Linked DNA regions of Homo sapiens: region 1 is linked to region 2. Evidence: read pairs that join two places in POLR2A ChIA-PET (ENCODE). Cell type or tissue: PC-9. All regions are shown on one strand. Each heading gives the region's core, and the rest is flanking DNA. Links, peaks and the distances in the headings are about the cores only. Region 1 overlaps SH3BP4 (SH3 domain binding protein 4). Region 2 has its middle 11 kb from the start of LINC01173.

Region 1 (15,263 bases), core at 9,049-11,548, 380 kb after region 2:
ACCACTAGAGAAGAAAAAAGGTAGCTTCGGGGAGAGGTCAGCAAACCTTTTCTCCAAACAGTCTGATGGGAAATATTTGAAGCTTTGCAGGCCGTATACCATCTCTGTCACAACTATTCATTGCTGCCTCGTTGCATGAAAGCATCCATGAAGTTAAGTCATTAAATAGCCAGAGTCGTGTTTCCAAGACAACTTTTTTTTTGCAGACAGCCCCATTTGGCCCCAGGGCCGTGCTTTACCAACCCCTGATCTAGAAGGTGGTTCTAAAGTTTAATAACCCTGGGTCTCTGGGTTTCTCCAGTGGCCTCGTAAAATTGAGTTCATGAGAAAACCTATCTTTTGGACACCAAGGTGAATACTAGCAGGTCATTTTCTTCCTGCACATCTGCCCTAACCTAGGCCACGTTCAGTCTCTCTCACATGCTCCTTTGGGGCTTGGCAGTTGCGGTGACAGCACCATCATCATCAATATCATCATCCCTTGGCTTTCTCTTAGCTGTTGAAACTGTCTTGCCTGGAGCACAGCTGAAAAGTAGGAACTTGACTTTGACCATTTGTATCCTCGGCCCCAGCCTAAAGTCAGTGCTAAGTAAATGTTTCTTGAACTAAACTGCTATCCCCCAGATAAAGTTGTAATCCTCTACCCTGATGTACAAAAATTATATGCACTGTGTTTATGTCTGTCTAATTGAGTAGCTTCTCCTTCCCCTTTATCCCAAACATCTTCTCCCTGCCTCTGATTGATGCTGGCATCCCTGGGCATTGCTGTAAATGTTCTTTAAAAGAAACGTCTAGCCCGTGTGAGATTTTATTTGTAAGAGAGCAACAGTGATTGGGTGTTGCCATAAATAACTGAAGCATTTATTTTTCAGATTCTGTTAATGGACATTTTGTTTTTTACTTTATAGCCCAACTCATCAGAGTCAAAGCTGGAACTTGTGAGCATAAATTGTGTGATTTGGGCAGAGTGTTAAAGTGAGGAGGGCAGAGTCTTAAAGTGAGGTGAATTTTTAAAAATGTCAGTGGGCTGGGCGCGGTGGCTCACGCCTGTAATCCCAGCACTTTAGGAGGCCGAGGCAGGCGGATCACGAGGTCAGGAGTTCGAGACCAGCCTGGCCAACATGGTGAAACCCCGTCTCTACTAAAAATACAAAAAATTAGCCAGGCATGGTGGAGCGTGCCTGTAATCCCAGCTACTCAGGAGGCTGAGGCAGGAGAATCACTTGAACCCAGGAGGCAGAGGTTGCAGTGAGCCGAGATCACACCACTGCACTCTGAGACTCTATATAAAAAATAATAATAATAATAATGACAGTGCTCTGGAGGAAATATTGGCTGTTATCCCTAAAAGAATCCCTAATTTAGAGGAGGAAGACAAACAAGACAGCCTTGAACGTGAGGAGGAGGACAGCCTCAAACATGAAGGGGAGGGTGTTTTGAGAATCTGAGGTGGACAGAACCATGGGATCTCTGGCCTTGCCCAGAGATTCTGGGGAATCTACCTCCGAGGCGCCACATGTGACCCAGGCAGTTTGCTAGCCAGAAGCTTCACGCACATCCCAGTGATAGACAGACTTCAAGGTGGGAATTTATTTCAGCCAAAGTATCTGCCATGAAACCTTCTACTCTGATGAATGTTTTGCCTGCAGAAGAACGTAGGCAGACGGATAGGAAATGTATTATTCAGTACATTGAACTTCCTAACACCCAGGGAGATTTTTGTATTAAAATCAAGGTGGCTGTGAATCTGGGTAACACTCCTCAGAATTCATTAAGATAGAATTCGTTAGGGATTCTCTGGCATTTGATGGGATGGAAGCCCTTCCCCAGTGTCCCCAGCTGCTTGGTGGCAGTTGACTGATGGAGGGCCTCATCTAGAAGGGGGAATCACACAACAGTCCACCTCCCTAGGGTTCTGGAAAGGAAGAGTGGGGTGATTTCCCTTGGCTAAGCCTGATCCCTTGAGTGAGATCTGTGACCATTTCTCTTCCAAGGAGAGTGCTGGGAATTTTAAGTAAAACCATTCTTATTCTTCAGTTGGATAAAACTGAATGATAATTCTCATTGATACATTCTAGGCTATGCACAAAGCATTCTTGATTGCTTTGGTTTCTTAATTTTGAAACTACTGTAAGGGAATTATTCTGAGGGAGCATAATAAGGACATAACCTTTGAGGGATTCTAGCAAGATTTTGATGGCCGGCAAGCTCTATTTAATTTTCATTTAGTTTTCATCTTTATGTGACATTTCCAGTAGATTGTGTCAAGGAGATAAAATGGTTTATATTCCTGGAGATCATGACTAGCAAAACAGAAATGAGAGAGAAGAGCTTCTGTATCCTCTGGCCTCAGCCTGACCCACATCAATTCTTCCCACCTCTCCATGAAAGCCATTTTCTTTCACAGGTTTTGGTTCACTCCCATCTCATATTAAATAATTTGTTGGTTTTATGATTTTTTTAGAGCACAAGGGCACAGCCAGGGGGAATTCAGACACTGCTTTCACCAACACCAGGATCCAATAGCATAGATTATGGCTTCTCTGTGTCGTTTACGCATGCACGATGATCATTCATTCCACAAATACTCATTGAGTCCCCGCTACGCGCCAGGCCTTGTACGAGGCCCAGGGATACAACAGCAAACAAAACAGGCTCTAATGGTGCTGATACCCTAATGGGGAGATGGAGGCTCCTCCTGCAAAAGAAACACACATACACACACACATACACATATTTCATATATATATACACATATATATAATATATATATAAAGGATATATGTATTTTATATATATATTATATATAATATATATTATATATAATATATATTATATATAATATATATATTATATATATATATTATATATTATATATATATTATATATAGTATATATATTTTATATATATATATATAATATATATACATATATATATATATATATATATATATATATATATATATATGAGGTATGTAGAGAAGGAAAAATTCTTAGTTCTTGGCTTGGGCCCCTATAACAAAAGACATTAATAAGAGAAAAGCATGCAAACTTACTTAATATATGTTATATGTATATTACAGATATATAATTTCTTCATAAGGAAATGAAGACTTAAAGAAGTAATTAAACCTGAGGGATTTGATGAGGTGTGGAGAGTCCTGGAAAAATGAGATGGGACAAGAAAAAGCATAAGCAAGTGTCATGAGCTGGAGGACAGCAAGGCCTGGGCATTGCAGATTCCCTGTGTCCTTGGAGATAGGATGCTCTGTCCCCCACATATAGGGAGGGCCCCTCCCACTTGAGGGTCTATGACCTGCTTCAGGGGGCAGGCAGGGAGTCCTGCCTGCACCTGCGGTTTCTCAAATTCCTCCAGCTTAAAATATGTGTGGTGCTATATTTTGGGGTAGCATGTTCTGAACCTCATCAGGTACATGATGTAGTGGTTGGTGGTAAGAGCTATGGAAAAAGATAACATTGGGGCCAGGAGATGTCTATTTCACATAACATCCTGTGTGTCCTCAAGTTGGGTCAAGCAATATTATGACAAGTGCCTTATCTACGTCTTTGCATTTTGTCCTCTCCAAAGCTCATTGAGGAAATACACTTTTTGTCCACCATGAGTGGAGTCTTAGGCTCTGGAGATCACACAGTTTCTAAGGGCTCCACTCGAGTCTGGGTTTAGTGATCCCAGAGCCGGGTTCTCTGAGACACCCAGATAGACGGGCCTGCTGTAATTTCACAGGAGGAGGTAGGTGGGGCTTCAAGGCCCAGGGATGCTCCCAGCTAAGCGCATCTCTGTAACCCAGTTAATGTAAATGAATAGAAACTGTCTACCTGATTTCCTAACACTTTCCCAAGGAAGTGTGATTATTTCCTTTCAAAGGAAAAGGAAACTGGCAGGTGATTTTCTGGGGTCGGGGGGGCAATTTGATAGAATACGATGACTGTGGACTTCATCACATTAGAAAAGATGTAGGTTTAGTTTAACTAAAAACGGATTCCTTTCTTTGGTCATTTGCTTTGGCAACTTAAAAAAAAAAAAGAAAGAAAGAAAGAAAGAAACGTTTCCTTTCTTTCTTTCAATTGTTTATTACGGGAAGCCAGAATGTCAGCAGACTCCGTAAGTGAGGCAGTTTGGGAGGTGGGGGAGGGGAGTCCTGGGGAGAAGTATATGTGCTTATTTTCTTCAGAAAGAGTGTTCTTCATCTTCTGAATATATCTTCTCATTTAATCATATCCATTATTTTTCAAAACACACCACTTGTTTGGCTGACTTATTTTTGCTGTTTCATTTGCCGTCTACATTGGTAACATACAGAGTTCAATGGCAGGAGCCATGAATTAACTTGATTCACTTTTTGAAGGGTTGGAATTTTTCAGACTGCTTCAACACTTGTTCAATGATAGTATGAGCTATGACTAGGCATAATCTCTCATTTTCAAGGTATGTAGACAGTCTGTTTTCATGTTGTGATTTTGAATGATAATTTAAAAGAGGTTGGGCCAGGCGCAGTGGCTCACACCAGTAATCCCATCATTTTGGGAGGCTGAGGCGGGAGGATCACTTGAGGTCAGGAGTTTGAGACCAGCCTGGTCAACATGATGAAACCCCATTTCTACTAAAAATACAAAAATTAGCCAGGCATGGTGGCACACACCTGTAATCTCAGCTACTTTGGAGGCTGAGGCAGGAGAATCACTTGAATCTGAGCGGCTGAGGTTGCAGTGAGCTGAGATCATGTCAATACATGCCAGCCTGGGTGGCGGAGTGAGACACTGTCTCATAAATAAATAAATAAATAAGTAAAATAAGAATAAAAGAGGTTGGAAGGAACTGACTTCAGAATTCTTACTTTATCTGAGGAAACAGTTTGGTGAGGAACAGGTTGAGTTTGGAAATTTAAGAAGCAGGTTGAGGGAAGCTTTCCATCCAGAGGCAGAGCTTGGAATCAGCTCATACATGTCATTGCGGGAGTTTTTGGAATCTGTTCATTTCCAGTCCCTGATCACATGCAGTGGTCACCTAACTCACCGTGTCACCGTGTTTTCTAAGTTAATCACATTCAGTTTCTCTTTGTATCTAGTAGCAGTTCTTTTAAGAAGAATTTTAACGTTGCCCAAAATGAGATGTTTAGGGCGTAGGGCATGTTAAATATTCCATTGCACTGATTTGCCTTTCTGTGAGTGATGGAGAGGCTCCTCTGTGGTCTTTCTGCCGGACATAGGCTGTCGATTTTGAAGGTGACCAAGTAGCAGGAACCAGTTCGTTGGCCAGGTAAATTACCTACTGAATTTCACTTTGGTTTGTTTCTGTTGGTGACTTGCCTGGGTTATTGTGCACCTGTCTGTTTACCACCGTCCTCTCTCCTTTGGGAAGCTCTCCGGACACCCCGCCGGCCTTGCCCTCACCATCTGTTTTCTTTGTGTTTTGCACAGTGCCTTCTCCCAGTGCCTTGCTCGTAGACAACCCCACACCTTTCGGAAATGCAAAGGAAGTGATTGCGATCAAGGACTATTGCCCCACCAACTTCACCACACTGAAGTTCTCCAAGGGCGACCATCTCTACGTCTTGGACACATCTGGCGGTGAGTGGTGGTACGCACACAACACCACCGAAATGGGCTACATCCCCTCCTCCTATGTGCAGCCCTTGAACTACCGGAACTCAACACTGAGTGACAGCGGTATGATTGATAATCTTCCAGACAGCCCAGACGAGGTAGCCAAGGAGCTGGAGCTGCTCGGGGGATGGACAGATGACAAAAAAGTACCAGGCAGAATGTACAGTAATAACCCTTTCTGGAATGGGGTCCAGACCAATCCATTTCTGAATGGGAACGTGCCCGTCATGCCCAGCCTGGATGAGCTGAATCCCAAAAGTACTGTGGATTTGCTCCTTTTTGACGCAGGTACATCCTCCTTCACCGAATCCAGCTCAGCCACCACGAATAGCACTGGCAACATCTTCGATGAGCTTCCAGTCACAAACGGACTCCACGCAGAGCCGCCGGTCAGGCGGGACAACCCCTTCTTCAGAAGCAAGCGCTCCTACAGTCTCTCGGAACTCTCCGTCCTCCAAGCCAAGTCCGATGCTCCCACATCGTCGAGTTTCTTCACCGGCTTGAAATCACCTGCCCCCGAGCAATTTCAGAGCCGGGAGGATTTTCGAACTGCCTGGCTAAACCACAGGAAGCTGGCCCGGTCTTGCCACGACCTGGACTTGCTTGGCCAAAGCCCTGGTTGGGGCCAGACCCAAGCCGTGGAGACAAACATCGTGTGCAAGCTGGATAGCTCCGGGGGTGCTGTCCAGCTTCCTGACACCAGCATCAGCATCCACGTGCCCGAGGGCCACGTCGCCCCTGGGGAGACCCAGCAGATCTCCATGAAAGCCCTGCTGGACCCCCCGCTGGAGCTCAACAGTGACAGGTCCTGCAGCATCAGCCCTGTGCTGGAGGTCAAGCTGAGCAACCTGGAGGTGAAAACCTCTATCATCTTGGAGATGAAAGTGTCAGCCGAGATAAAAAATGACCTTTTTAGCAAAAGCACAGTGGGCCTCCAGTGCCTGAGGAGCGACTCGAAGGAAGGGCCATATGTCTCCGTCCCGCTCAACTGCAGCTGTGGGGACACGGTCCAGGCACAGCTGCACAACCTGGAGCCCTGTATGTACGTGGCTGTCGTGGCCCATGGCCCAAGCATCCTCTACCCTTCCACCGTGTGGGACTTCATCAATAAAAAAGTCACAGTGGGTCTCTACGGCCCTAAACACATCCACCCATCCTTCAAGACGGTAGTGACCATTTTTGGGCATGACTGTGCCCCAAAGACGCTCCTGGTCAGCGAGGTCACACGCCAGGCACCCAACCCTGCCCCGGTGGCCCTGCAGCTGTGGGGGAAGCACCAGTTCGTTTTGTCCAGGCCCCAGGATCTCAAGGTCTGTATGTTTTCCAATATGACGAATTACGAGGTCAAAGCCAGCGAGCAGGCCAAAGTGGTGCGAGGATTCCAGCTGAAGCTGGGCAAGGTGAGCCGCCTGATCTTCCCCATCACCTCCCAGAACCCCAACGAGCTCTCTGACTTCACGCTGCGGGTTCAGGTGAAGGACGACCAGGAGGCCATCCTCACCCAGTTTTGTGTCCAGACTCCTCAGCCACCCCCTAAAAGTGCCATCAAGCCTTCCGGGCAAAGGAGGTTTCTCAAGAAGAACGAAGTCGGGAAAATCATCCTGTCCCCGTTTGCCACCACTACAAAGTACCCGACTTTCCAGGACCGCCCGGTGTCCAGCCTCAAGTTTGGTAAGTTGCTCAAGACTGTGGTGCGGCAGAACAAGAACCACTACCTGCTGGAGTACAAGAAGGGCGACGGGATCGCCCTGCTCAGCGAGGAGCGGGTCAGGCTCCGGGGCCAGCTGTGGACCAAGGAGTGGTACATCGGCTACTACCAGGGCAGGGTGGGCCTCGTGCACACCAAGAACGTGCTGGTGGTCGGCAGGGCCCGGCCCAGCCTGTGCTCGGGCCCCGAGCTGAGCACCTCGGTGCTGCTGGAGCAGATCCTGCGGCCCTGCAAATTCCTCACGTACATCTATGCCTCCGTGAGGACCCTGCTCATGGAGAACATCAGCAGCTGGCGCTCCTTCGCTGACGCCCTGGGCTACGTGAACCTGCCGCTCACCTTTTTCTGCCGGGCAGAGCTGGATAGTGAGCCCGAGCGGGTGGCGTCCGTCCTAGAAAAGCTGAAGGAGGACTGTAACAACACTGAGAACAAAGAACGGAAGTCCTTCCAGAAGGAGCTTGTGATGGTGAGTGCTCAGCAGGTGCCTGGGCGTTCAGGGGTGCTGCTCAGCAAAGCCTTTCCGCCTTCCCAGTGCACATGGGCGTGGGCCGTGGTGTCGTAAGTCACCAGGACAGTGTCTGTGGCTGATGTCCCGCTGCCTGAGATAGGTGCGGCTCAGCACAGCCTTTCGCCTTCCCAATATGCGTGGGCGTGGGCCGTGGTGTTGTAAGTCACCAGGACAGTGTCTGTGGCTGATGTCCCGCTGCCTGAGATAGGTGCGGCTCAGCACAGCCTTTCGCCTTCCCAATATGCGTGGGCGTGGGCCGTGGTGTTGTAAGTCACCAGGACAGTGTCTGTGGCTGATGTCCCGCTGCCTGAGATAGGTGCGGCTCAGCACAGCCTTTCGCCTTCCCAATATGCGTGGGCGTGGGCCGTGGTGTTGTAAGTCACCAGGACAGTGTCTGTGGCTGATGTCCCGCTGCCTGAGATAGGTGCGGCTCAGCACAGCCTTTCGCCTTCCCAATATGCGTGGGCGTGGGCCGTGGTGTTGTAAGTCACCAGGACAGTGTCTGTGGCTGATGTCCCGCTGCCTGGGATATACGTGTGGGGCTTGAAGTGTGCTTGAAGTGGAGATGGGGTTTACGGGGGATCCTGGGGGGCCCCAGACAACCCAAGGACCCTGCAAAGAAGAGCATTCCAGTTACTTTTCCCACCGAATCTGTGAGCTCCAAGAGGGTCCCAGAATGGACCAGATGCGGGTGGGGGCAGAAGGCGGCCTGTGCTCTCGCCATTCAGTTTAGATCTCTTGGGAGCAGATGTGGTTCGTTAGATTCCCAACAGGGTCTCTGACTCCAGAGTCCCACGAACCGCTGCCCCAAAGCCTGTGTTCATTGTAATGTGAGTTTTTCTTGCCTTTGCTTCCTTGAAGCTTCTAACATCTCTGTATTGTTTCCACTTCCCCCTCTGTGTTGGTTTGAGTTGGGGCGAGGACAGCATTTGTTTTGCCAGCACAACCGTGAACTGGAATCCAAAGAAATAAAAGGGGGAAGTAAGCATCAGACTGTGGGTTACGCCCTGGCCCACGAGCCAACCGGGGAGCATTTGCTCAACGCTTTCTTAGCACTGCTCCCCGCAGGCAGCCCCACCGTCAGCAGAGCTGGGTCCTGGCGGTTACCTTGGCTAGGCTTAGCCATATCCGTGTCCTGGCATCCCCAGGGGTGTTTGTGGTGGAGAGTCCCTGTGGACTTCTCCCTGTGATAGAACGGAGTCCACCCCTATCCTCCGGAGAGGGGCGCATTGCTGGTGTTCATTCCTGTGGGAAAACCCTGTGACCTTGGCGTGTGCCGCTCTTCCTCGTTCCTCTGAGCCCGCAGGCTTTCTTGCATCCTAGCTTCTGAGAGGCGTGCTTCTTGGTGCCCGGCCTTTCTGCCACCTCCCCGGCTCCCCTGGATTGAGCCCTGTTTGTCTGGGAGAGCCCAGAGTGTCCTGTAGACACAGGTGTGCAGGCAAGGGTCACATGTGGCACATACCCGGCTCGGCTGCCCATGTTGAGCCAGGAGACAGAAGGGACGCAGCCCGGCAGGAGTGGGGCAGGAGTCGGGTGAGACCCTCTCTGGGTGGCCTGCAGTCGTGTGCAGTGCCAGAAGCATGGAGCCACGAGATTGCCCAGGGGAGGGAGATGGAACTGGAAGCGGCCGTCAGGGGGGCCACCTTGGCAACCAGGAAATCACTGCACTTGGGTGGGGAGGAAGCGAACAAACGCAGCAGGGAAGCCTCCGGGCCCCCATGTGGGGTCACCTGCAGGGAGGGGATGGCCTGCGTCCCTCCCATCAGCCATCACCCATGTGTGATTCAGAGCACACCTCCTGGCTCTCCAGAACCTGGTGCCGGGCCGTGGCCTGGTCTCCTCACGGGTGCACCCAGCACAGTGGCAGACAAAGCGCCTCCATCCCGTGAGAGCCTCTGTGCGGGCGGCCCCGAGACCACAGCCGTGGCTGTGCATGCTGTCGTGGAACCTGACAGCATTGCTGAGCCCAGGACACTCACCTCGACGTTGCACCAGAGGTGGAAAAATGACACAACCAGGAGTACCACACCAGCTGTGGAAAATAACCGCCGAGTAGGTGGCTTTTACACTCATTTTCCTGCTTTTTTATCTTTTTCCAAAAGACATAAATGATCAAACTCTCTCAATTCGATTGGTGAGCATCTCTGGGAGGGGATTTTTTGGTGGGCCTCCCTGTCCGCTCCAGGGAGGGGTGTGTCCTCTGTGCCCGAGTCCTTCCGCTACCCAGAAAGGAGGAAGTGAAACTTGCCCTTGGCCAGGTCGGCTCCCTGAGGCAAGGTTAGATTTTGTGGTGATAAAGTGAAACTGGTTTTGCAGTGTCCCCACCCGCCCCCCACACCTGTGTCAGTCATCATCTTGGCCAAACTTATAGAAACCACAGACGGATTTCTCCCAGGTCGTTTATTAGGAGACCCTGAAAACTGGCTGTTCTATTCCGCTTGTCATCACAGGGCTGCCACGATTTCTGCGGCCTCTGCCACCGCTTTACCTGCCCCTCCCAGAGAGTCACAGCCAGGCCACCCCCTGCCTCTCATTTTTAGCATAGCTTTCGGTGTCCTTGTTCTGATGCCTTGGGTTGGAAACAGTGTTTAAATGATGGGGAAAATGTGAGAGTTTGAGACAGTCAGTGTGCAGGGAGATGGGAAGGAAAAAGGAGTCAAATGAGACCTGGGTTGTTCCTCTCTCCACTGCCTTTAGAACGGGGTCAGCCTTTGCCCCTGCCCCACAAAGTCGTGTAAGATCTGGCCCTACCCATCCCAACCCTGGGGGCCACTGTGCTCTGTGCACCCCTGCCCTGAACACACCCAGCTCGCCCGGCCTCCAGCTCCTGCAGATGCTATGCTGTTCCTCTTCCTGGAGCTCCCTTTCCCAGACCTCCTCATCTCCCTCAGCTGCCAGCTCAAATGCCGTCTCTCCAGGACGTCCTTCTCTGCAGCCCCGCGCACTCCATCATCCTCTGTCTCCATGGTGTTTCTTGAATCAGAAGCGGTTTGTTTTGGCCAGGCATGGAGGTTCACACCTGTAATACCAGCACTTTGGGAGGCTGAGACAGGAGAATCGCTTGAGCCCGGGAATTCAAGACCAGCCTGAGCAACATAGTGAGGCTTCATCTCTCCAATTTTTTTTTTTTAAATCAGCCAGGTGTGTTGGTGTGCACCTGTAGTCCCAGCTACTTGGGAGGCTGAGGTGGGAGGATCACTTGAGCCCAGGAGGTCGAGGCTACACTGAGCTATGATCGCAGCACTGCACTCCAGCCTGGACAACAGAGTGAAACCCTGTCTTGAAAATAAAGGAAGAGAAGAAAAGAAACAAGTTTGTTTATGTTCTTGTGCACTTGTTTCTCATTATTACTCTAACTGAACATAGGTCCCATGAGAGGAAGGGCCCCGGCACATAAGAATCACTGAGGTACTAGATGGATAAGTGATTGAATGAATGAATGATGGATGAATGAATGAATGATGAATGAATGAATGAATGAATGCAGGCCTTGGGCTGGGCTAAGAATCCAAGCGGGAGGCATTCTCACGTGGCCATACCATGCTTCTGTTCTGTGGTTCCATTTCCTCTTTCCATTCTTTTTGTGCCTGTTTTTGATAGAGTCCGTGTGTGAGGCATCCCCGTACCTCTGCCTGCCCCTTCCCAGCAGCATGGCTGTGGCTGCACTCAGAGCACCCCTCTGTCCTGGCCACTTCTCTCCCACCAGAGCCTCTGTCCGTGATGGTGTCAGCTGAAGAATGACAAGGTTTGTTCATTTGGAAAGGAGAGCCTCATTCCTCATAAAGGGTTGCAGCCTGTGGGTGGCTATTCTGACAGGTTGGGAAGCAGAGCCTCCTGCCAGAAGCCAAAAACAGACACTTCAAGGGAGGGGCAAAGGCAACAAGAATTTATGGATATTGGTGGCCAAATATACATATTCAATAAGCCGTAGGGGGAGTCATGAGTATTTATGAAAGGAGAAATGTGCACATTCACATTTAAGCCTTGTGCTCCTTCAGGGGTCCCATGTACAAAAAATGGTGGCAGTGGCATGATTCAAGGGTAGGGTTTTCTTTCAGCCCCCTGATGCGTCAGAGGCGAAGCAGGGGACATGAAACCCTCGCTGTGCATCCTCTGTAGACTGGCCAGAAACACTGCGTGGTCGGTGGGCTCCCGTCAGGCAAAGAGGAGGGGCAGCGTCTGGCAGTGGTAGAGGCCTTTGAAAGGGAACCCAGCTTTTTAAGAATCAGAAAAGTCATTCAGCAGCGCCCTTTTGATGCAAGAGACTATTCCCAATTCTCGGGATACTGTCAGCACTCGGCACATGGTCTCTGTTATGGTGGGGAAGGAAGGGGAGTCAGCTGGAGATAGCCGTGGGCAGTGGCCATCAGCCATGGGAGCAGAAGCAGCCCACGGTGGCCTCAGGCCCAGGGAGAACTTCCTAAGGGGCCAGAGTGAGCTGTCACAACTGGTCCTGGATCCACCATAAGAACGAAGCCGTGGGGTGTGGTGACCTGGAGCCGTCGGTGATGGCTGTAGCAGGGGCGTTTTGGTCAAGTTGCGGGAGGTAGGGAAATAGGCGTGTCGGGCTCTGTAGAGAAGTTTCTATGAGAAAGGGAAGGAGTTGCTGTGGGATGCAAAGCAAGGGAGGGTGGTTGTTTTGGGAGTGGAGTGGGGGCCGGAATAAACCCAAAGAGACTTGAAAACTAACAGAAATAAGGAAGCTAGCAAGTGCATGGGGCGCATTGGGGCGGGAAAGACTGGTGTGGTGTGAAGGGACTCTCTGTGGATTGGGAGAAGACCCACTTTAACCTCCAGAAGAGGAGGAGTTGATGGACAGTGTGCATTGGATGGGGTCCTGAGGGATTCCTCCCAGGCAGCCCCAAAGCCAGAGCCTGTGGCTGTTAATGTGGGAGAGGGAAGGAGGATGGGCCCATTGTCCAGATGCCATGTGCAGAAGGCTTCCCCTCGAGTTTTGGGGCATGTTGGGAAGGAAGCAGGATGGAATAAACATGCAGCAAAAAAGCCTAAATTGTATTTCTTTGTACTTTATAAGAGTATTTTCCCCCGCCCCTTTTTTGAGAAAAGGTCTCGCTCTGTCTCCTAGGCGGGAGTGCAGTGGTGTGATCACAGCTCACTGCAGCCTCGAACTCCTGGGCTCAAGCAGTCCTCCCACCTCAGCCTCCCAAGTAGCTGGGACTACAAGCAGGTGCCACCACACCCAGCTAATTTTTTTTTTTTTTTGTCTGTAGTAGAGACAAGGTTTGATTGTGTTGCCCAGGCCGGTGTGGAACTCATTGAGCTCAAGCTATCCTCCCACCTCAGCCTACCAAAATGCTGGTATTATAGGGGTGAGCCACCATGGCTGGACAAGAATATCTCTTGAAGCAAGTTCCCAGACTCTGGCCGCCAGGCCCGCTATTCCTGTCAATGGCGTTTTGTTGGAACTCAGCCACACCCATTCCCATCTGCATCGTCTGTGGCTTTCAGGCTTCGTGTGTCCCACAAAGGCAAAAGTACTATCTGTCCCTTTATAAAGTTCAGTCACCCTGACTGAAATCATGGTGTACTCACTGTAACAAAATTCCAGTTGAAACCAGGGTAGTGCAGCAGTCCATCGAGTGTTTCCTGGTGTACCTGTGTGCCCATAAAAAGAGGAAGCTGCAAGGATCAAGTTCATAGAGCTAGAGCCTCCTGCTGTGAAATTTTTCTATTGCTAAGAATTGGTTGGCACCCAAAATTTGTCCTTTAAAAATATGCATCAGTTATGCCTTGTTGATGGTGTGGGTGGTTTGTAACAAACTAAACCAGGGCTGGGCTCAGTAAAAGTTGTGTAAGTGAGTGAGGGAGAGATGCCTTCATTCTTGGTGTTGGAAGTGCCGACCTCTCCTTTCATCTGGGATCCATGGAAATGGGACCTTGGCTGCCCCTGGATGGAGTCCAGGCGCTCTCCTTCCCAGGGGCCAGAGAACACCTGTGTTTCCCAGGACCTTGGGGACCTGTGCCCAGTTCCCCTGGGGAGAGAGCGGTTTTGATCACTCGCACCAGGAATGACTCGAGTCAGAAGCAGGTGACTTTGACCTGTTCTGTTACCTAGAAAATGAGGCCACTTTGGAGCCAGGCAGCTGTGCACACAGCCAGATTAGCTTGGTGTGTGCTGAGTAGCCACGAAAGAGCTGAGTTGGGGACATTGAGTGACTTCGTGTCAAACCCTGTGGTGGTCCAGCACACCTTCCCAGGACCACAGACGAGGCTGCCACCACAGCAAGAAAATTAGGATCTGACAGCCTACCAGCTAACTACACACCCTCCTGACACGTGAATACACACGTGTATGCTTTTATCTTCTGAAACAAATCTAGTCAACATTTAATTTTTTAAAACAATTTGTTTTGAATATATCCAAATTCAAATAGAAACAGACCTTCTTCTGAAATATATAAATAGTTGATATGAAGCATAATCCAGACCGGTATTACATTTGGTTCAATTCCCAATTCCATGTGGGGCTCATGGAATTGGGAAGGCCGCTGGCCGAGTGCTGAGAAGTTTGCATATTTGCCTCCACGCCTGTCACTTCCAGCTGTGGGACCCGGGACAAGCCTGGGGTCTGCAGGCTTCCTGTGCTTATCTGTAGAACAGATGCCTTGCGGCCCACACAGCAGGGAGGACCTGGGGTTGGGTGCCCAGAGGCAGCTCTGGCTCTGGCATTTCTCGGTGTGAAACCCACTTCCCCTCTCTCAGCTTCTTCTGTAAAGTGGGTTGAACTCAGCCTCTGCTTCATGGGGGGCTCTGGGGAGCGGAGGAGCTGAGTGTCTGGCTCACAGCAAGCCCTGGGTTTCTTTTTTTTTCTTTTCTTTTTTTTGAGACGGAGTCTCGCTCTGTCCCCTAGGCTGGAGTGCAGTGGCGCGATCTCAGCTCACTACAAGCTCCGCCTCCCGGGTTCACGCCATTCTCCTGCCTCAGCCTCCTGAGTAGCTGGGACTACAGGTGCCCGCCACCACACCCGGCTAATTTTTTTTGTACTTTTAGTAGAGACAGGGTTTCACTGTGTTAGCCAGGATGGTCTCGATCTCCTGACCTCGTGATCCACCTGCCTCAGCCTCCCAAAGTGCTGGGATTACAGGCGTGAGCCACCGCTCCTGGCCTAGCCCTGGGTTTCTAGTAGCTTCTACAAAAACAAACGGCCACCAGGTCCTCAAACCCCCTTCTGGCCAGCCTCGTTGGTAGCCAGCTGTCAGCCTCTCATATCTAGGGAGGCATCAGAATGATCTGTCGCTCCTGGTTCTTTTTAAATTCCATGGATTGAGATGCTGGGGGCCCACCTAGAAGGATCGTGAGTCACCTACTCTGGCTAATGCATGCCACAAGTCGCCAAAAAGGTCACCTTTTTGTATTGTTAGACTCCCCCCAGGTAAACATAAAGTGTACATTAGAATGCTC
Region 2 (15,263 bases), core at 5,229-7,728:
CTTGTCTCCTGATAAGATATTATCACTGAAAATGCATGCCTGAAACTTCATTAGCAATTTTAATTTCGCCCCAGTCCTGTGGTCCTGTGATCTCGCCCTGCATCCATTTGCCTTGTAACATTTTATTACTTTGTGAAGCATGTGATCTCTGTGACCCACACCATATTCATACACTCCTTTCCCTTTTGAAAATCACTAGTAAAAACTTGCTGGTTTTACAGCTCAGGGGGCATCACGGAACCTGCCAACATGTGATGTCTCCCCCGGATGCCCAGCTTTAAAATTTCTCTCTTTTGTACTCTTTCCCTTTATTTCTCAGACTGGCTGGCACTTAGGGAAAATAGAGAAGAACCTACGTGAAATATTGGGGGTGAATTTCTCCCGATAATGAATGTGCCTCAAGAAGAGTTTGAAGGCCTTTGTACATCCATGTCTCTCAAAGAACACCAAGTGGACCCACATGAACTCTCATAGCATCTCCTGGGGAAGCCTGGGGTGTGAAAAAAGGGCAGGGGTCCTGGGTTCCACAGAAAGCTACTCAGCCAAGTCCTGAGGAGCCCATTTTGGGGAAGGGCTTGGAGCCTGGGGCTACCATGACACACCCTGAGCACAGGGGCAGAAGCAGGGGTGCTTCTCCATGAAGTCAGGGCAGGGTCAACACCAAACCCCACCCAAGATCAACCCACACAGCCCTCAGGCCAAGACCACATCATTAGGGGTTCACAGCTCTTCCCACCACAGTCAGCGGAAGGAGCTCCATGAGCAGTGTCAGGACTTGGCTGCTGGAGGATTCCGAGTCAGAGAAGATTCTGGTCCTGGAAACAGCACTGTAGGTAGTGCTTTGGATGAAAGATGAGCTGCAGCTGGGAAGCTCTCCAGCTAGCAGGCTTCTGAGAGAAAGCATGGTTGTGATGACAGGAAAAAGGACAATTGCTCCATGTTTCCACCACAGTAAGTGGACTTGTCCCCATCTGAGTGACACTGCTCAGATTGATTTTCCTAAGCACCCACAGGATGCCCTTTTTTCTCATGGACAGATTTGGCTCTAGACTGGCTAATACCATGGGTCTGGGCATATCTTTGCACATCTCTGATATTATCCACTAAGCGTGGACTTTTAATTTTAACTCTCAGGGTTTAAGGGGTTGTCTGTTTGAGTACTAAGTCAAAATTTGACTCCTTTTTAACTATATGGTTTTTAAAAAATCAAACCCTGTCTATCCTCTGTTTTGGGGTGGCTGATCTTGCTGATGCCCAAACACAAAGGAAAACCCCAAGCTCTTCGCAGAGCTGAGCATCAGCCTGCCTAGGGAGGCATTCAAAGGCCATGGGAAGCTGGAGATTTGTTTCCCTCCCTCTTTTCTTTTCTTTTCTTCTTTTCTCTCCTTCCTTCCTTCCTCTTTCTTTCTCTTTCTTTTTTCTTTCTCTCTCTTTCTCTTTCTTTCTCTATCCCTCCCTTCCTCCTTCCCTCTTTTCCTTCCCTCCCTTCCTTTCCTTCCTTTCTCCTTCTTCCTTTCTCTTTCTTCCTTCCTTTCTTTCTTTCTCTCTCCCTTTCCTTCTTTTTCTTTCTTTATTTTGTTTGAAAGACAGGGTCTCACTTTGTTGCCTAGGCTGGAGCACTGTGGCACAAAAATGGCTCACTACAGCCTCCATCTCCTGGGCTCAAGTGTTCCTCCTGCCTCAGTTTCCCAAATAACTGGGACTACAGGTGTGCACTGCCACCTGTAGTGGGCTAATTTTTTAATTATTATTTTTTGGAGAGACAAGGTCTCACTACGTTGCCAGGCTGGTCTCAAACTCCTGAGCAATCTTTCTGCCTTGGCCTCCCAAAGTGCTGGAATTTCAGGCGTGAGCCACCATGTCTGGCCTATTTCTTTATCTTTTGATTTCTTTCTTTGTCTTTTTATTTTATAAAGTTTTACTTCAGTTTGTTTATTTTTACCCAGTCTGCTCTTTAAGCTTCTGGTCTTAGCATTTTATTTTGTTTCTATCTATCTGTTTGAAGTGGTTTGTTTTCTCAATTAGTTCACGATGTTTATCTTACTGTTTTGACACTTTGATTGTAGCCTTCTCATCTTTAACATGAATTTGTTTTACTTTTGCATTTGGTTTCGTTTTTCTATTCACCTCTGTTTTTCCTAAAGTTTTGTCTGTTTTCATTGTAGCTTCCCATCATTCCCTCCATTGCTTTAATTATCTCTTTACCATTTATTTTATCCTGTTATTATTTAATTGTTGTATAGAGATTTAGTTCTTGATTTTAGGAATTCTAGCCATGGAAGGCTGGTGTCAGAGTGACAGATGAGGGAAAGCTGTCATAGGGCCCTGAACACGTCACACCCACTTTATTAGGAAGCCAAGCGACAGTGGAATGAATGTGCACTTGCCATGTGTACCCGGGATCTCAGAAACGGGTCCCACGGTAATGAATGAGCAACATTTATTCTCATGGTAGCCCATTCTCCCCAACCCCCAAAAAGGAGAATCTAAAAAGCTTGTTTTTAGAATTCTTGGTGTTCTGACAATGTATACTACTGAAATTCGGGAGGAAAAACCTAGGCACATTAGGATCTCATATCCAATTGTATCATGGGTTGTCCGGAAGAAGACACCAATAAACAAATCTTCCTTTTAGTCTATTCATAATAGGATTTAGGTTGTTATCTGAACAGAAGGGGTCAGAAATAGGAGAAGATAGGAGAAGTTATTTTGATAAATGGGCAATGGCTTACTTATGAAATCCTGAGCATAGGTCTCCTTCTCCAAGTCGTATTTGGTGTGGGACAGTCCACTTTCCTGCTGTGGAAGACACCGTGGGGTCAATAAAACCACTGGTGATCCTGCAGGCTGAGCAGGTCTCACCTCTTTACTTTAGCTCAGGATTCTAAAGAAGTCTTGGCCAAAGGAGAATACTCCGCTTCACCAGGGAGCAAAACCATTTCCATTGTTGTCCCTTGATCAACAAACCTTAGACAGAATCCAATAGTACCATTTTGCAATGCTGTATTTTAATTGCTGAGAGAGGTAAAAGTCATCAGAAATCTTGCAAATGAGCCCCGATGTTGCTGAAATCAGCATTTTCCAATCTGTATACACAGGTATTTATAATTGTCCAGTGTTTCACTGTATGTCGGCAGAGGCTGATAGTGATTAAGATGGTAGGAAAAAATGTCATAACCATAAAGCTGGAGAAAATTGAAGTGCAATGTGCTCTTCAGACAGCAAATGGAAAAATAAATGGGTCAAGTTCTCATTTTGGCAATTCAGGGGGAAATTTTTTGAAGTAATGAAGGGAACTAGAATTAGATAGGATGAGAAATTGGCTCATGAATTGAAAGGCATCGTCTGTATCCTAAGTAATAAGAAATTCCAGACGTCGGCTAGAGTATTCACCTTGCCCTGATGACATCTCAATAGAGTCTTCAAATGTTTATTGCAAGGGAATGTAAAAATTTTATAGGCAAAACATATTAGCTAACAAAGCACTGGATTATAACAAAAAGGAAAATAGCTTTCATTAAGTCTATATAACGCATCTAGCACTTCCCCACTCATTTTAAGGTGATTGTGTGATTTCATCCTCTCAAGAACTCTGTTGCTGCAAACAACGAATATGAGGCTAAACACTTAAGCTTCTTGTTCAAGCTCACACAGCTGGGAAATGGCACACCTGGGTCCTCAAGCGAGGAACCCTGAACACAGATGCTTTTCCATTTGATCACACCCTTCCCAAGATTCTGAGCTAGGTTCAGCCACAGGCCGGCAGTGTGACCTCCACTCTACTCTGGGTTACCGCACACCTGCAGTGAGGTACACATTGCTAGAAGTAGGATTGGAAGCTGGATAGGCTGTTCCTGCCTCATGGTATTTACCACCTGATAGGGCCTCCAGCAATCAGCAATTCACCATATCCATTAAAAAAACATCAGCGAAGTCATTTAATTTCTTAGCTATCCAATTTCTTCATCTGCAGAGTGAGAAATGTTTAACCTTTCAGTGATTCAGAACTAAGAGCATGCAAAAAAGTCACCTACAAAGGTTTTGAAAAATTGAGTTATCAAGGCCCTACTCCAAACCGGCTTTTGAGTTGAGGCCTAAAACATGTAATTTGGAAACTTCCTTAGACGATTCAATTCAAACCTGTATTGTAAGAACCAATAGAAATGCTGACTCCAAATTCCTTTCTAGGACTCAGGTGCTAGTTTTATCTTTAGGAGATCTTTAAATATCTCTCCGTTATCCAGCATTTATACTTGAACACTGGCAGAAAAAATGCCTACTGACATTGGACTACCAGGTATTGGAGTGACTTCTGAAAAAGAAAAGGATTCGCCATCTTCACACGGGGTTACAAGTTGAAACTTTCCCCTTAGCAGAATACACAGCTAACAAGAGCCTTTCGGCTGGGCGCGGTGGTTCACGCCTGTAATCCCAGCACTTTGGGAGTCTGAGGCAGGCGGATCACGAGGTCAGGAGTTCAAGACCAGCCTGACCAATGAGGTGAACCCTTGTTTCTACTAAAAATACAAAAATTAGCCAGTCATGGTGGCGTGCGCCTGTAATCCCAGCTGCTCAGGAGGCTGAGGCAGGAGAATCGCTTGAATTCAGGAGGCGGAGGTTGCAGTGAACCGAGATCACACCACTGTACTCCAGCCTGGCTGACAGAGCGAGACGCCATCTCAAAAAAAAAAAAAAAAAAAAAAAACGAAAACGGAAACAAAAAACAAAAAACCTTTCATGTCAAGCAAGGAAATGAAGAAATTCCGATGCAAGGTCCCTCCACCAAAGAAATTCAAGTTCCAAACATGCTGCTGGGGAATGGGCTTCTGCCTAGTAGAAAAATCTAGTATTTGGCCCAGGGTGATGGGAAGAAAGGGAAAGCAAGATTAAGAATTTACAGATATCATTGGGCAGGAAGTGAACTTCAGACCGTGCAATCTGGAGTATGAGCAAAACTGAACTGGTTTTTGGAGGGGCAGAGAAGCTACCAAAATCATCCAGATCATATGTATGCAAAACACATCATTTTAGAAAATGTTTGCAAAAGGAGAGAACTTCAAGCCAAAATTACTCTTCCTGAGTTTTCCACAAGTAGCCACAGACTTTGTAATAAGGAAGGAAATTGAACACAATGAACACAGAATTCCATCTACACACAAAAATTCATGGAAAATCACTTCAAAGTAAGGGGAAATGCGATGATGGTAAATTACAATTCAAATTACTACCAGATCAATGTTATTTTTCCTATTAGATTTTATTTTTCCTTCTCTGCTTCTGTAAGCTGAGGCTGTGAGAACAGGGGCTGCCTTGCTTCGATACTTAAGCCAAAGTTGGCCCATGAGATTGTAGAAAGGTTAACCGGCTCTGCAGCAAGAAAAACATAGGAAGGCTATGAATTAATCTATTCACTGTCTTCCCCCTCATTCGTTCCCACATAGCCCCCATTATCTTCCATGAACCTAAACAGCCAGTGCTGTGTCACTACTGGTGGACCTCCCAAGAGCTTCCTCTGTCCCTAAAAGTGGGGCGCCAATTCATACCCAGGAAGAGCAACCACAGCTTCCACCCTCTCCCTACATAAAAATTATAGCCATTCCAGGGATACTGCTGAGCATGGACTAGCAAGACCCAAACTGGGGGACATGGTGTACCAGAAAACCTGGGAGCACACCTTGGACCCAGTCCAAGAGGCGCAGAGGCAATATCCCAATGGAAGCCACCAAGAGGCAAACCAGGAAAACAGGAGCTAACATCAGGAATCTGCCAGGCAGAACAACCAACAGGGGGCAGTGACTCCAAATTGACTATAGGAGGTGCTGGCCTGATTCCGGGAGACAGCAGGACCCTCAACCTCTTGGGTGTATATGCTTCCAAGAAGATGAATGTGTGTGTCTCTATGGGCACCACTGGGCCTCCAGTGCATTCCATATGGGACCCTACCTCTTTCTGGCACCTGTAGTCAAGCTGCCCTTTCCTATGGGGACCTAAGGGTAAGCCTCATATCAGGCCCTTCTGAAAAGTCCCCAGCACCTATGTTGGAACTTCACCATTATACTTCCCTTTGAATCTGTGCTATTTTGCAAAGTAAAAAATACCTCTTCTTTGCCATGAGTTGGGCTATGTCTTAACTCCCTTGTAAGATGATAAAATCCTTGAAGGAAATTGCTTTTGTCTTACTCATCTTTTTCTTAATCACCCTCCCCACTATGTATTGAATGCACACGATTGCCTTAAGTGGAATCCAGGGACTTTCCCTCGGTCGCTGAAAGTGTGGTTCCAACAAGCAGCAAAACACCCTCAACTCAGACTCCAGCTCCTTAGGGCCTAGAAGGATTCCAGGTAAAATATTGCCTTGCTTTTTAAGTCAGGCAGTAGAAAGGGTCCAGGCTCCACACTCACATAGGAGGTGCCACCCTTCCCTAGAGCATCGATTTTTTGCTCATGCTTTACATAGACATCATTTTTATTATTAAACAGATATAAATACATTATAGAAAACAAAATTCTACATATTTCTTATACAAAACATGAGTCCTCACATGACTGTCAATATCTCAATGTACCCTGCTCTGCCATTAAGACAACTCACTGCAATATGTAATCCTCAACATAGAAGCATGAACAGAAACGTGACCTTGTTTTACCATTGCCAGACCTAGGCTTTACATGATGCTGCTTAAATGAGACACACGGCTACCCCTGGGCTTAGCAAACCAGAAGCCCAGAGGGGAATCTCTCGGAAGAATAAGTACATGAATCTATATGAAAGCCTTCCTAATCCACGGTGCTCAGTCACAGGAAGGCTTCAGTAGGTGTCACTGCAATGGCGTGGTCACCTCTTTGCTACATGGAGTGGGCTGCTGCCAGGCTGGGCTCAGCTGCGTCCCCCTGGGGTCTCCCTTTTTGACATCTTGTGTTTGGTCTTTGCAGGGAACTGATTCCCTCGCTCTTTGTCGCAAGCTGCAAAGCCAGCACTCAGCTCTGAGATGAAGGCAGGATAAGCAGCAGGACCTCCCCGGTAGTGAGCAGATGGATTAGGACTAATTTTGCAAAGGTGAGGGGGGAAGGTTGCCATGGGATCCTAGCTCTGAAGAATGGCAAGCAGATGTGGGGAGTGCGGGGGTTGGGGGAGGCAGTGGGAATCCTATCCAACTCAGTGTGCTTTCCAATTAGGAGCCTTTCAAGTTAAGGCCTCCTTCAGGTCACCTTCAGCCACTTCTTGAAGGTTAAACAAGTCTTGCTTCTAGTGTGCATTATGCAAAGTGGGTAACAATTACTTGTTGTTTATTAACATCATATATTTTATGGTCAGACTTGACCCTGCCAAGCCCCCAACAGACCCGCCACTGGGAGAGGAGTCCCCGGCAGGCAGGGCCCAGTCACCCCCAGCTCAGCTCCAGACTCTCTGCCACAGACTGCTACATCCTGAATTTTCTTATAAGATTCTCTTTAAAAGGAGATTCCACCACTAAGATGTTGAAAGCATGGGTTTGACATGATGAAGCCTGCATTCAGAATCCACACCCCTGTATTGTCTCTGCCCTAACTCCACGAGCTCACATCAGCTTGGCCTTTCAGGTTGCATGTCCTTCCCTCTATGTCCCTTGTCTGGGGACCTGAGAAACCTCAGGTGAAAACTTGGCAGAGGCTGGTGCTTCTGATGGTATCTTGAAGGTTAAGTGCAAATCCTGAAGCATCAGTTTCCTCCCTGCCCCTTGCAGAGCACTGATAACCAAACCCACATGAGAAAGATGCAGAGGCCTGGTGCCCGGTATGGGCTCACTGCCTATCAGGCTCTACCTCTGCCTCCCAGCACAAACAGTGAAGCTCTGTGGAAGACTGGTGACATCATTCTTATCAAAAAACTTGAGGGCTGAAGACTTTGGGAAACTGAACAGCCTTTCACTCCTGCCCTGCCTAAGCCCAGCCTGCCCATCTGATGTGCATGGCCCAGTGCCCTGAAAGTCAGCAGTCAGGACTGCAGCGAGGAAAGTGAAGTGGGCGATGGGCTCCCCTAACCCCAGTTGGGTCTTTGAGCTCTGAAACCCTTGAACCTGAGAGATTGTCACTAGGTAGGGTTTTGGTTTGGAGCAGAAAAAAACAATGGCTGCTGCATTCACCATTTGAAATTGGTGTCGACGGATGCTCTACCATCTCTGAAATGAGAATTGTGTTCTTGTCATCAATGCAGTGCGCACCCAGCTGATTTTTTTAGGAACTAGGTATTTATAAAGAAGCAAGACTGATCACCAGACATGTAACTAGGAGCCTCAGAGAATCACTGGTTTTAATTATTGGAAATATTATATTTGGGTCCTATAGGATATGACCTGGAGGATCCATGAAGATCCCTTTGGTTACAACAAACAGAAATTTCAGGTCATACTAGTTGGAGCAAAAGGGGGTGCTCATGAAAAGGAAATTGAGTTTTCTCATATAATGAGATAAAGATGGGCATCAGGAACACCTGTAACTAGGCAAGAGCCTGACCATAGGAGCTCTGCTTCCCCTCCAATCTCCATTGTGCTCTGAGTATCAGCTCCCTTCCCTCTCCGCAAGGTGAGTGTCCTCAGCAGGCCCTGGGACTCATACGTCCTGGCTTCCACCACCGAAGAGCAATGGGCTCTTTTCCATGTGCATTTCAAAACATTCCTGGAGAAAAAAACTCACGTGGCCAGGCTTGGGACAGGACATCCCTGGCCCAGACAATCAAGGCCAAGCACAAACGCCTTATTCACAAGGGGAGAGCCACCCCTAGGGAAGGGTATGGGGTCTGGGCTGACCACACAAGAGGGTCTCAGCCCTTAGGCCTGACCTTTATGTGCTAAAGCAGAGACTGGAAAACCACAGCTGAATCTGGTTGACTGCTTGTTTTTGTAAATGAAATTTTATTGGCACACAGCCACACCCAGCTGCCTTCCTACAATGGCAGAGTTGAGTAGCCATGACAGAAACCCTATGGCCAGCAGAGCCTAAACGTTTACTATCTGACCCTTCGGAGGAAAAGTTTGCTGACCGTGTGCTAAAGGGTAAGACATTTTAGGAGAGAGCTCAACAGTGGTCCCCAGGTCTGGAACCAGCTCATAAGGAAACAGCCATCCTCCTGTCCCAGGATTTATGCTGTTTAGATGCATTCTAATAAGTAATAAAATGGAAATGTTGTGACTTGGGGTTGAACTTTGTGGACTTGGAGCCAGTGCTGTGATTTTCTTGTGTATTCTGGATCTTTGGATCTTCAGGGAAGTGAGATGTGGGAAAGATTTGGTATTGAAATAACTTAGCTTTTGAGGCTCTCAAGGAAATATGCCAGTTCCAGTGATGTCATAAGAAACACGGAGGTTACAGAGTGAAATGCATTTACAACTATTTGATGACTTTTTACGGGGGATAATGGGATAGGTTTTATAGAATAGTAGCAAGTCTGCATCCTTTTTACTGAGCAGAATTGTACCACATAACTTGTGCTGCCATGTGCTGAGGGTTACCCTGTGTGACTCTCCCTGGAAGGTCTGTGAGATACTGTGAGGGTACTGGAACAGAGGGGACTCTTTTCCTCCTCCTGCATAGATGTTCATCAGGCAGTCATACTGGCAGGCATGGCCAGCTTGAAAGCTTTCTTCAGAACCATCAAGAGGCATTCACTGATCCCTTATGGATGTGAGGTGTGTTGGTAAGGACTGGAGACACTGCCCCATGAAGGAGTGGATAGATCTCTCCTGAAACATTATTCAGCTCTGCACATAAGCACTGCAGGGAAAGCAACCGTCCTGCTTGATCCAGCCCCCAGGTATGAAGTCCACTGGCCTCTCAGAGAGAAAGAACCAGGAGGAAGGGATGGTTGGCTTGAGCCTCTCTCTCCCCTCTTCTCTCTGTCAGCACCCTACCCCCACTACACAGTTGGCACATGGAGAGGTAGGTGAAATGAACAAACCCATCTGCCAGATCATAGCCCCAAGGTCAGTAAGTTAAAGGTCAAGCAGAGAGTATGGAGTCTCTCTCCTTAAGAGGCTTTCCTTTGAGTAGATTGGCTGGATTCCCAGACTCTCTCTCTACTGGGCTGTTCTAAGCTCCCTCTGTCTTCTCCTCATGTAGCTGAGGTTAGAGGTTCATATGAGAACTTTCCTGGCCTTTGAGTGTCCTGAGACAGACACCCAGGACCAACTTTGTGTTGGCCTCAGGGTGAAATTGCCTCTATGACTTCATCTTTAGGATCAAAATTGGTTCATCATGTGCTCCAACCCTTCTGAGCTGCAGAGACTACACTGGAACTTAGTGCATGGGGCTGGAGCTTCAACAGTGATGTTCCCCTGAAATTGTTCTCTGGGCATGTACCTCTCTTGGAGACCTTAAGGGGAGGAAAGACAAAGTAAGGTTGAAGTTTGGGTCTTTCTGGGTCCACTGGCCCAATATTATCTCATAATCTCATCTCTGTCCCCACAAATACCAATCTAGATCCCTTATCTCAGAGGACAATGCTCTGTCCAAGCCCAGAGTGGAAAAATGCTGAGCCCATCTCACTGTCAACTCTCTAAGCAGGAGGAGGGGAGAGCTGTCCTGGGAAGACTGCTCTAAAGCTGTACCAGGCATCGCCTTTTGGAAGCTCTAAGATTTTGTCATAAAAAGCAATATGGAAGAGAGGATTTCATTAAGACAAAAAGACAAAGCCAAAATATATTCCAAGCTCACATTCAAAAAAAAAAAAAAAAAAAAAAAACCGTAAGACTCCTTTTGAGAAGCTTTATAGGAGCTTTTCATGTCATTGAGCTCTTCTAATCTAGATACTAAATTGCTTTCTGTTCACTCATCATTCTTAGCATTCCTCATGAGGACAAACATAAAATAAAACAAAACAAAGCAAAACCAACAGCTAAACATGGCTAGGAAGCCAGTCAAACAGTCACACCACACAAGGCAGCATTCATGCCCCCACACATCAGGGAAGATACACTGAGAATCATTGCTCAGTTGTTCCCTGGGAGATACAGATACCAGTGGGCTGGGGGAGATCCCTGAACACCGGTGAGACCTTGACCCCAGCCGGTGCCCAGGCTCTTGACATCCTCACGAGAAGGAATTCAAGTATGAGTCAGAAAATAGTGCAAGTATGGAGATTTATCACAAAGGGAAAAGTACAAACTCTAAAAAGGGAGGTGTGGGTGTACTTCAGAGTTAAGTAGATGGAGTTTGGGGCTGCTACCTTTATGGATTTCTTTAATCAAGGGGTGGAATATTCATGAAAGTTCTTGGAAAAAGGTGAAGAGTTCTTGGAAAAAGGTGAAGATTTCTTGGAACTGTGGTGCCATCCATTTTTTACATCAAATATGGGTGTTCTCAGAACCATCATGGTGCTGGTGGGTGTGTGGTTAGTATGTTAATGAGCACATAATGAGGTCCTAGGAGAAACCTAGGTCAAATCCAGTGCCATGTTGGTTCCAGTCATTCTCATCCAGCTTGGTCCACACCCTGGTTTTTCAGGGTCTTATCAGCCCATGGGCTGTAGTCATGTGAAACTCCTGCCTGAAATGTTTTATTCTCTTGTGACCAACCTATATTATTCCTGTCTCAAAACAATGACCTCAGAATAACACCTGAGTTATAGGATAGAATATGACCCACCCTGAGGTCTCAGGGTGATCTACTGTGAACACCAGAGTCCTCCTGAATGAGTTAGTGGATGTTGGGACAATTTTAAAGAAGAAAGCAGTACAATGCTTTCTTTGCACAGCCTCCCAGCACTGACCACTTATTGTTTCATCACAGGGCCAGGTTGTAGGCGAACCCTCACATTATTTATATTTCCTCTACAAAAAAGAGTGCCAGCAACCTGAGATTGCATTCATTAATCTAAGCAGGTAAAAGCCAGCAGGACTGCAGCTGGAAATGGTTTCAGGAAAATGAAGCAGAGATTGTCTTCCTTCAATATCTTATGGTAGGATGATCACCCAGCCTCTATCAGTCCTCAAAACAGGGACAAATGACACCTATTACTTTCCTGATAAAGTTTTGATGTGTGTACTCATGGGTAAAAAGCTAGGTAAATGACTAGGAAGACCATCTTCCAGTCCCCAAATAAAATAAGACTAAATAACAGAGAAGTTCAATCTCCTTCAGGGAGATTGGCAAAAAGGATGGAGTTGTCAAAACAAAGAGGGGCCACTGCTTTTTCTATTGCCATCATTTTAGTGCCTTTGCACCGTCTAAACTTGTATTTGCTCACCACCGAGGTTGAAGTTGGGATAAAAGTGGGGGGGAAGGGAAGGCAAACATTTGCTTGAGTAAGAGATCATTGTTTCCATAGCTGTTTGCTATGTTTTCTTCCTGAGCCAAACACCACACACCTGTCTCCTAAAGAAAAGACAGAGCCTGTTTAACCAGCAGCATAAGCAGGTGTTCTCTTGCTGTTCTAAATGGACTGCTTATTCTTGCAAGCAGAAACATGCTGCTCTAAACAAATGCCATCCAGTTGCTTCTAAATCTGTATGTCTGAAACACCTAGGGGAGCTTGCTATAAATATAAATTCCCAGACTGTACCTCCCAAGATTCTAATCCAGTTGGTCTGGGCAGGGGCCTAGGAATCTGAATGTTGAGTAGGCACTTCTGCTCCTCCCTGGGAATGCTGGGAGCTAGGCATAGCAGTTATTCTGCATTCCCATACCTCACGTTAGCATTTTAGAGCGGAAAAAAGGAACTTGGGGATCATCTAACTCAGCCTCTTTGTTTTACACAGAAATAACTTTGAATCTGAAACAAAGAACCTGATTCGACCAGTCAGGGCTGAGAATGGTGGAAAATCTCTGGTCCAGGCTGCCTGCCTCTTGCTGAATTGAGAACTTTGGGATATGTTTCTGTAAAAGGCTAGAAGCAAATAACTTTGGGGGCAGGGGAGTCTTATTAGGAGTCATCTATAGAAAGAAGCCTTTGTTCGGAAAAGATGGCTTTGAAAAAGCAAATGTTAGTGTAAGATGCTATATTAGAGGAAGGGCCCGGGAAAATCCGGCCTGGGGCACAGGGGCACAAGAACCGGTCTTTGTTTGGCCATCTGCAGTCTGCATCTGAGTGCCCAGGGAAGAGGCAGGAACTCAAATGGCTAATAGCTTTTGAACTCCAAATAAAAGGCAAACAAAGCCATTCTTAAACAAAAGGACTGTAGTCTTGAAACAATTCTTAAAGAGAAAGGCCCCGTTGATGTGTATTCCTCCCAAATGGAACTTAATTAGGCCACGCATGTTCATGCACTTTGCAGACACCAGAAAACCCAATCCTTTCTGTATTCCTAGATCCAGGAGGAGCATGGGTAGCTTACAGCTGCCTCAGTAGCACTATATGGATTGTCAGAGATATTGTGTAAATAATTATGGAGTTACCTCTGATAACATGTATGCCCATAATGGAACCACTTCCGGGTACCCTGCACACACCCTTCACCCCAATTCTTATTGAACCACAGGACCCACAGCAGAACAGATGTTGCTGAGAACCCTGGCCATGGGCCTGTCAGGCAGGGATGTGCACATTGTGGGTGTGCTTAGTGTGGATAATGGGGATTCCTGGCAAATTTTAGACCTGGGTAACAGCGAATATAATTATTTCTAAAATTCTGGGTGTTTTGATTTTCATTCCCTTAAAACTTGCATCATGAAATGGGGGCCGTCTGAAGAATTCTCAACAAAAGGAAAATAGGAAGAAGCAGGGCCTCCCTGGGCACTTGCCCCACAGTTTGAGTGATGTGTAGACCCACTGTGATGCATTGAGCTCATCACTTTATTCATTTAGAAATGCCTGCAGTGCACGTATCCATGGGTTTCTAACCACACAGCCCATTAAGCAGAGCTGACAAAATTGAGGCCCTGTGATATTCTTGCAGGTACTGATAGAGCTGGCACAAGGACCCAGGAGACCTCCCACACAGCATCCTTTCTACACCAAGACACAGCCTTGATGACTCATCCTCTGTTGACATGAATTTCCAAATTATTAGCTCTTTCCTGAGTAATCAGTGACATCTCATCTTTCCTGGGTTTGCATGGAGTCTTCTGGAAGATTTGGGGTCAGTCTCTACAGCAGCTGCATCTTAATGTGATCCCCCCATGAGTCAAGCCTTGTGTGACCCTTCCCCTTGAGTGGAACCTGCGACTTGATTCTAGCCAATGGAGTATGTCAGAGGTGATGGGATGCCCCTCACTAAAGGTAATGTTACATGCAAGGTGGTATTCCAACCATGGGGCCATGGACCAGTACCCGTTAGGAACCAGGTTGCACAGCAGCAGGTGAGTGGTGGGTGAGCCAGCGAAGCTTCATCTGTATTTACAGCCGCTCCTCATTGCTCACTTACCACCTGAGCTCCACCACCTGTCAGATTAGCAGCAGCATTAGATTCTCACAGGAGCACAAAACCCATTGGGAACTGCGCATGTGAGGGATCTAGGTTGTGTGCTCCTTATGAGAATCTAATGCCTGATGATCTGTCACTGTCTCCCATCACCCCTAGATGGGACTATCTAGTTGTAGGAAAACAAGCTTAAGGCTCCCACTGATTCTGCATTATGGTGAGTTGCAGAATTATTTCATTATATATTACAATGTAATAATAATAGAACATGCACAATTAATGTAATGTGCTTGAATAATCCTGAGACTGCCCCCCACCCCACCCCTGGTCCATGGAAATATTGTCTTCCATGAAATCAGTCCCTGGTTGCTGCTGTAGGAGATGCTCTCACAGCTGACTGGAGTGAGATTACTTGAAGACATAAGCTGCCATCCTGCAAGAACACCACATGGCAAGGAACTGCAGACAGCCTTTAGGTGCTGAGAACAGCTGCAGCTACAGCCAGCTAGAAAAGAGGACTCAGTGTAGAGCCACAAGGGACTGAATTCTGCCAACAACCACACGAGCTTGGAAGAGGCATGCAGCTTGGCTGATATCTGACCACAACCTTGTAAGAACCTGAGGTCCCAACTAAGCCATGCCCAGTCTGCTGACCCACAGAAGTCGCAAGAGGATAAATGCACAGTTGATTCTCATTATACACCATAGTTATGTTCTGTGAAGTCACCATGAACACCGAATTAGCAAATACCATTGCTGCTATGGGGAATGCAGGGTTAGGTTCCTATGAGTCTCTGGTCACAACATTTTTTGGTCACCCAATCAACACGTAACCTTGTTTTATGTGTGTTTCTATTGACAGGCACCTGATTTAATATATATTGTTGATTCGTTACATTGAACAACTCGTGGCCAACAACGCCACAACTC

Evidence for each region. ChIA-PET counts read pairs that join two places held together with the same protein. Peaks named below come from ENCODE experiments on the same cell type or tissue, not always from the same donor. Only the 100,000 strongest peaks of a DNase experiment are listed, where the experiment ranks them.
Region 1: POLR2A ChIA-PET joins it to region 2 with 6 read pairs; 1 of 35 experiments calls an interaction of 5 or more read pairs at or near these places.

What each region holds. Positions count from the first base shown.
Region 1 is chr2:235,035,449-235,050,711 of GRCh38, forward strand. SH3BP4 (SH3 domain binding protein 4) reads left to right here. Exons shown (of 6, transcript NM_014521.3): 4 at 5,440-7,799. Among named protein-coding and RNA genes, the nearest start is that of SH3BP4, 91 kb to the left of the region's middle. RefSeq lists an enhancer at 8,015-8,516. In PC-9, for the core only: no CTCF peak of the experiment used is centred there; DNase peaks (open chromatin) are centred at 9,083 and 10,123; H3K4me3 peaks cover 398 bases; H3K27ac peaks cover 2,500 bases.
Region 2 is chr2:234,664,045-234,679,307 of GRCh38, forward strand. No RefSeq gene overlaps it. Among named protein-coding and RNA genes, the nearest start is that of LINC01173, 11 kb to the right of the region's middle. In PC-9, for the core only: a CTCF peak has its summit at 5,745 (motif pointing right); a DNase peak (open chromatin) is centred at 6,187.